2 separate regions of the Homo sapiens genome follow, and region 2 is linked to region 1. The links are chromatin loops, found by intact Hi-C in ENCODE. Cell type or tissue: IMR-90. All regions are shown on one strand. Links, peaks and the distances in the headings refer to the core of each region. The heading gives the core; the rest is flanking DNA. Region 1 overlaps NBEAL1 (neurobeachin like 1). Region 2 overlaps NBEAL1 (neurobeachin like 1).

Region 1 (2,922 bases), core at 152-2,651:
TAGGAACCTAACCATGAGTTATGTCAACATTTCTAAGGCAAAAGTTAGAGTCTCCTAACACAAACCAATGTAATCTAAGGAATACAATGAAAGGCATGTTTCAGAAAACAGGGAGTAATTAATTCACTTCTGGTACCAGGAAGGTGAGGCATAAAGTATATTAGATGTGGCAGATAAGAGTGTAAAGTAATAATAAAAGTCACTGACATGTATTTAGCACTTATCATGTGCCTGGCACTATGCTTACCACTTCACACAGATGACCTCACTAATCTTATCAGCATATGAGGAAACTACCAGTATAACTGGACAGAAGAACAGTCAGTGGCAGTGAATGAGAAGAGACAGAAAACTCTAAGGGTTAGTGAATACAAGAAGCAGAATTTCCATGGCCATACAACCTGGAAAAACTAGTATCAAATTGATAGGCTATTCAAATGTGAAAAATGTCATATTTTAGGCAGTCATAAACTGACTAAATAAAGGGTCATTATTTTATTAATGAAGAAAAACTCTGATATAAAGCTTAATTTTTTAAACTCATGAACCACAGAACCACTTAAAAGTATCCTTCCAACACCAGTGCTCATGTCCCATTCTTTGCCAACACTGTAAATCCTATCAGTTTGCAGTTCAATCATTAATGTCTTTTAAAATCTTAAAGCAGTGCCTATAGGGGTTTGTCTTTAAAATTATCACAAGTATAGGCAAACAATAAATAACCTCATTCTTATATTAAGATATTTTGTGAATGATTTTATTTCAGGTGTTAAGCCACATGTATTACATACTTTCATACATCACTTCAGAATTTACATAGTGAAAATCGGCACATCTATTTAAATATTTTAAAACTTGGAGATACATCAGGCTAACAGCAGACCTTTCAACAGAAACCCATACAAGCCAGAAGCAACTGGGAGCATATATTCAGCTTTCTTTTTTTTTTTTGAGATGGAGTCTCGCTCTGTCACCCAGGCTGGAGTGCAGTGGCGCGATCTCAGCTCCTGCAAGCTCCACCTCCAGGTTTCACACCATTCTCCTGCCTCAGCCTCCCGAGTAGCTGGGACTACAGGCGCCCGCCACCATGCCTGGCTAATTTTTGTATTTTTTTTTTAGTAGAGATGGGGTTTCACTGTGTTAGCCACGATGGTCTCGATCTCCTGAACTCATGATCCGCCTGCCTCAGCCTCCCAAAGTGCTGGGATCACAGGTGTGAGCGACTGCGCCCATCCATATTCAGCATTCTTAAAGAAAAGAGGCTGGGTGCAGTGGCTCACACCTGGGATCCCAGACTTTGGGAGGCTGAGGGGGGTAGATCACGAGGTCAGGAGTTCCAGACCAGCCTAGCCAAAATGGTGAAACCCCACCTCTACTAAAATACAAAAATTAGCCAGGCGTGGTGGCAAGCACCTGTAATCCCAGCTACTCCGGAGGCTGAGGCAGGTGAATTGCTTGAACCCAGGAGGCAGGGGTTGCAGTGAGCCAGGATTACATCACTGCACTCCAACCTGGGCAACAGAGCAAGACTCTGTCTCAAAAAAAAAAGAAAGAAAGAAAAAAGAAAAAAAAGAAATTCCAAAGAATTTCATATCCAACCAAACTAAGCTTCATAAGTGAAGGAAGAATAAGATCCTTTTCAGAGAAGCAAATGCTAAAAGAATTCATTACTACCAGACCTGCCTTACAAGATATCCTGAAGGGAGTGCTAAATATGGAAAGGAAAGACCATTACCAGCCACTACCAAAACACACTTAAGTACATAAACCCATGACACTATAAAGCAACCACACACACAAGTCAACAAGTCTGTATAATAACTAGCTAATAATATGGCAGTAGGATCAAATATGCACAGATTAGTACTAACCTTGAATGTATATGGGCTAAATTCCCCAATTAAAAGGCACAGAGTGGCAAGTTGGATAAAAAACCAAGACCCAGTGGTATGCTGTCTTCAAGAGACTCATCTCACATGCAGTGACACCCATAGGCTTAAAGTAAAGGAATGGAGAAAAATCAACCAAGCAAATGGAAAATGGAAAAAAGCAGGGGTTGCTATTCTTACTTCAGACAAAACAGACTTTAAACCAACAAAGATCATAAAGACAAAGAAGTTACATAATGATAAAGGGCTCAATTTAACAAAACCTAACTATCTTAAATATATATACACACTCAACACAGAAGCACCTAGATTTGTAATTCTTAGAGACCTACAGTATACTTGGACAGATCATTGAGGTAGAAAACTAACAAAGATATTCAGGACCTGAGCTTAACACATGACCAAATGGACCTAGTAGAGATCTACAGGACACTTTACCACAAAACAAGAGAATATACATTCTTCACATCTGCACATGGGACATATTCTAAAATCGACAACACAATCAGACATAAAATAATCTTCAGCAAATTTCAAAAAACCAAAATCATACCAACTACACTCTCGAACCATAGTACAATAAAAATAGAAATCAAGACTAAGAAAATTGTTCAAAACCACACGCTTACATGAAAATTAAACTGTCTACTCCTGAATGACTCCTGGGTAAATAATAAAATTAGAGCAGAAATAAAGAAATTATTTGAAACTAATGAGAAGATACAACATACAAGAATCTCTGGGACATAGCTAAAGCAGTGTTAAGAGGGAAATTTATAGCACTAAACGCCCACATCAAAAAGTTAGAAAGACTGCAAATCCAACAACCTAACATCACAACTAGAGAACTGGAGAAACAAGAGAAAACCAATCCCAAAGCTAGCAAAAGGCAAGAACTAACCAAAACAGCGCTGAACTGAAGGAAATTGAGACATCAAAAACCATACGAAAGATAGGCCGGGCACAATGGCTCACATCTGTGATCCCAGCACTTTGGGAGGCTGAGGCAGGCAGATCACTTGAGATCAGGAGT
Region 2 (2,922 bases), core at 232-2,731, 60 kb before region 1:
ATCTCTTTTTTTTCTTTTTTTTGAGACAAGGTCTTGCTGTCACCCAGGCTGGAGTGCAGTGGCACAATGTCGGCTCAATCACTGCAACCTCTGCCTCCTGGGCTCAAGCAATCCTCCCACCTCAGCCTCCCAAGTAGCTGGGAATACAGGTGCATGCCACCATGCCCAGCTAATTTTTATATTTTTTATAGAGGTGGGGTTTTGCCATGTTGCCCAGGCTGGTTTTGATCTCCTGAGCTCAAGGGATCCACCCACCTCGGTCTCCCAAACTGCTGGGATAATATGCATGAGCCACTGTGCCTGGCCTCAAATATAAATCACTTATCTGTCAAATTAATGTCCAGGAAAGAATATCTGAATTACCCTCAAGAAGTATTCTGCATATTAAATTACTTAAACAGTATCCAAATATTTTTATTACTCAATGATTCAGTTTCATTAAAAATAAGCTTTACATCCTGATTTTATATGACCCATTATAATAAAACACAGTGAACCTGTAAAACAATTAGCAGAGGACAGCTGAAAAATAAGGCAATATTGGTCATGTCATTTTAGTTATATTCTGGGAGACATGAATTGACCCACAAAATACAGGAATCTGTGACTAAGACTGCATTGTAGTGGTGTTTGTAAATAATAATTAGAAGTACTAAATATGAATCTTAAACTATAAAATGAGACTTTCAAGAGTAACTAAAACTAGAGAGCATTACCATCATAGCATTCCCCTAACAAGGGAACTAGAGATAATGCAAAGAGCTACTATTGCCATACCTTACTTAAAGTGAAGTCACCATATATTAGGAGGAATATTATTTATATTTGCTGGAGGAAGTAACTGGAGAGACAGTCTTTTGGTGGCCTAGGTGACTTTAACTGCCAAGTATAGAAATAGGAGCTCCTGGGTGGGCGCGGTGGCTCACGCCTGTAATCCCAGCACTTTGGGAGGCAGAGATGGACGGATCACCTGAGGTCGGGAGTTCAAGACCAGCCTGACCAACGTGGAGAAACTCCGTCTCTACTAAAAATACAAAATTAGCCAGGCGTGGTGGTGCATGCCTGTAATCCCAGCTACTTGGGAGGCTGAGGCAAAAGAATCGCTTGAATCTGGCAGGTGGAGGGTGCGGTGAGCCAAGATTACGCCACTGTACTCCAGCCTGGGCAACAAGAGCAAAACTCCATCTCAAAAAAAAAAAAAAAAAGAGAAATGGGAGCTTCTACCACTCACAGAATGTTATTCAAGTAAATCTTTTAAGCCAGCTAACTCTCTGGTCCTAGACATTTCATATCTGCCTCATGTCCAGGGTACCAATGACTAAGTCTAATTTTATTTTTAGTGGGTTTCCATGAGAAGTTCTGTATCACCATTTTAAGCTTGCAATGTTGCAATCATTTATTTAAAACTAAGCTTTTCTTTTTTTAAAAAATAATTACTGGAAAGAATGTTTTCCCAAACACTGAAATACTAATATTTACAGTGATAAATAGAGCCATGAGTAACCCTAAAAAAGTAAATAGTCTGAGGGTTATTTATATTAAATGACAAAAAGTATTTTGGTTCTTCAGTGTAAAACAAATGAGTCTGACATCCATTAAATTCACTAGTCATCAAAGAAAGAAAAAAAAAATCCCAATTACAAAGCCAACTGAGTATCTACCAAGATAGTTCCCTATATAACTGCCCCTACCCAGTACCCTGAAAATAATAAAGGAAATCTAAAAAAAATTACTGAACTAATACAAGTAAAAGTCCTGATTATGCCACCAAAGGATACTACTGAATCTAGTCAATTTGTAATATATATATATTTTTAGATGGGGTCTCACTCTGACACCCAGGCTAGAGTGCAGTGGTGCAATCTTTTTTTTTTCTCTCAAAGATTGTACAAAGTTTTATTTGACATGCCAAAAAAGGAAAAGTTAGTTTTTAATCACATGTATTAATATAATAGGTATAATCTATTAATAAATTTATAAACTTCTATAAAGCAATTAAGAAAATAAACTGAGGAACAGACTGAGTAAAAATATGCACAAAACATCTGAAAAAATTCTTGTATACAGAATATATGAAAATATCCTACAGTTGAATAAGAAAAAAGACAACCAATTAAAAAATGGGCAAAAGACTTGAACAGACATTTCACAAAGGAAGGGTCACCAAACACATAAAAAAGAACCCAACAACTATACATAAGGGAATTGCAGATTAAAACCACATCGAGAATGATCATAACAGCTTTATTCAAAATAATCCCAAACTGAAATAACCCTGGAGATTAAAGAAATTGTGGTATATTTAAACAACAAATACCACTCATCAATAAAAAATAATGAACTACTGATATATACAGTTGTGTTTCCTGAGTGAAAAGAACTGGGAACAACAGAAACATGGTATGATTCTATTTATATGAATTTCTGGAACCGGTAAAATTAATCTGTAGTGGAAAAAAGTCTAAATTGCCTTTGGGAGGATGAAGGAGGAAGGATTGATTGGGAAGAACACAGAGAATTTTCTGGGGAGAAGGTGATTTCAGTATCTTTTTGGGGTGAGGGTTATAACACAGGTTATGAGTATTTGTCAAGATTCATAAAATTCTACAGTTTTTAGAATATATAAAAAGAATATAAAATTATTTTTATATTTTACTGTTTGTAAATTTTACCTAAAGAAAAAAGGACTTTAAACAAAATTGAAATCTGTTTGCTTTTTTGCAGTGGAATGAGTTAGCAACTAATGATATGAGTTAAGCAATTCTTAAAGCACTTTCTGTGTATTCTAGGCTTGACTAAATAAGTAGGCTTATTCAGAGTAATGGTATCCAGGTTTTTCACCTGTGGAGAAGGAGTTACAAATATGTTAAAGAGAAAGTCTATATTTATTTATCTGTTTATTTCTTTTTTGAGATGGAGTCT

Evidence for each region. Hi-C counts contacts between places; a loop is a spot of excess contacts. Peaks named below come from ENCODE experiments on the same cell type or tissue, not always from the same donor. Only the 100,000 strongest peaks of a DNase experiment are listed, where the experiment ranks them.
Region 2: it touches region 1 in a loop (2.8-fold over the local background); 1 of 110 quality-filtered maps calls a loop at or near these places.

What each region holds. Positions count from the first base shown.
Region 1 is chr2:203,103,494-203,106,415 of GRCh38, reverse strand. The region is part of intron 12 of NBEAL1 (neurobeachin like 1); the gene reads right to left. Among named protein-coding and RNA genes, the nearest start is that of NBEAL1, 90 kb to the right of the region's middle. In IMR-90, for the core only: no CTCF peak of the experiment used is centred there; no DNase peak of the experiment used is centred there.
Region 2 is chr2:203,163,145-203,166,066 of GRCh38, reverse strand. The region is part of intron 36 of NBEAL1 (neurobeachin like 1); the gene reads right to left. Among named protein-coding and RNA genes, the nearest start is that of CYP20A1, 74 kb to the left of the region's middle. In IMR-90, for the core only: no CTCF peak of the experiment used is centred there; a DNase peak (open chromatin) is centred at 1,386; H3K27ac peaks cover 542 bases.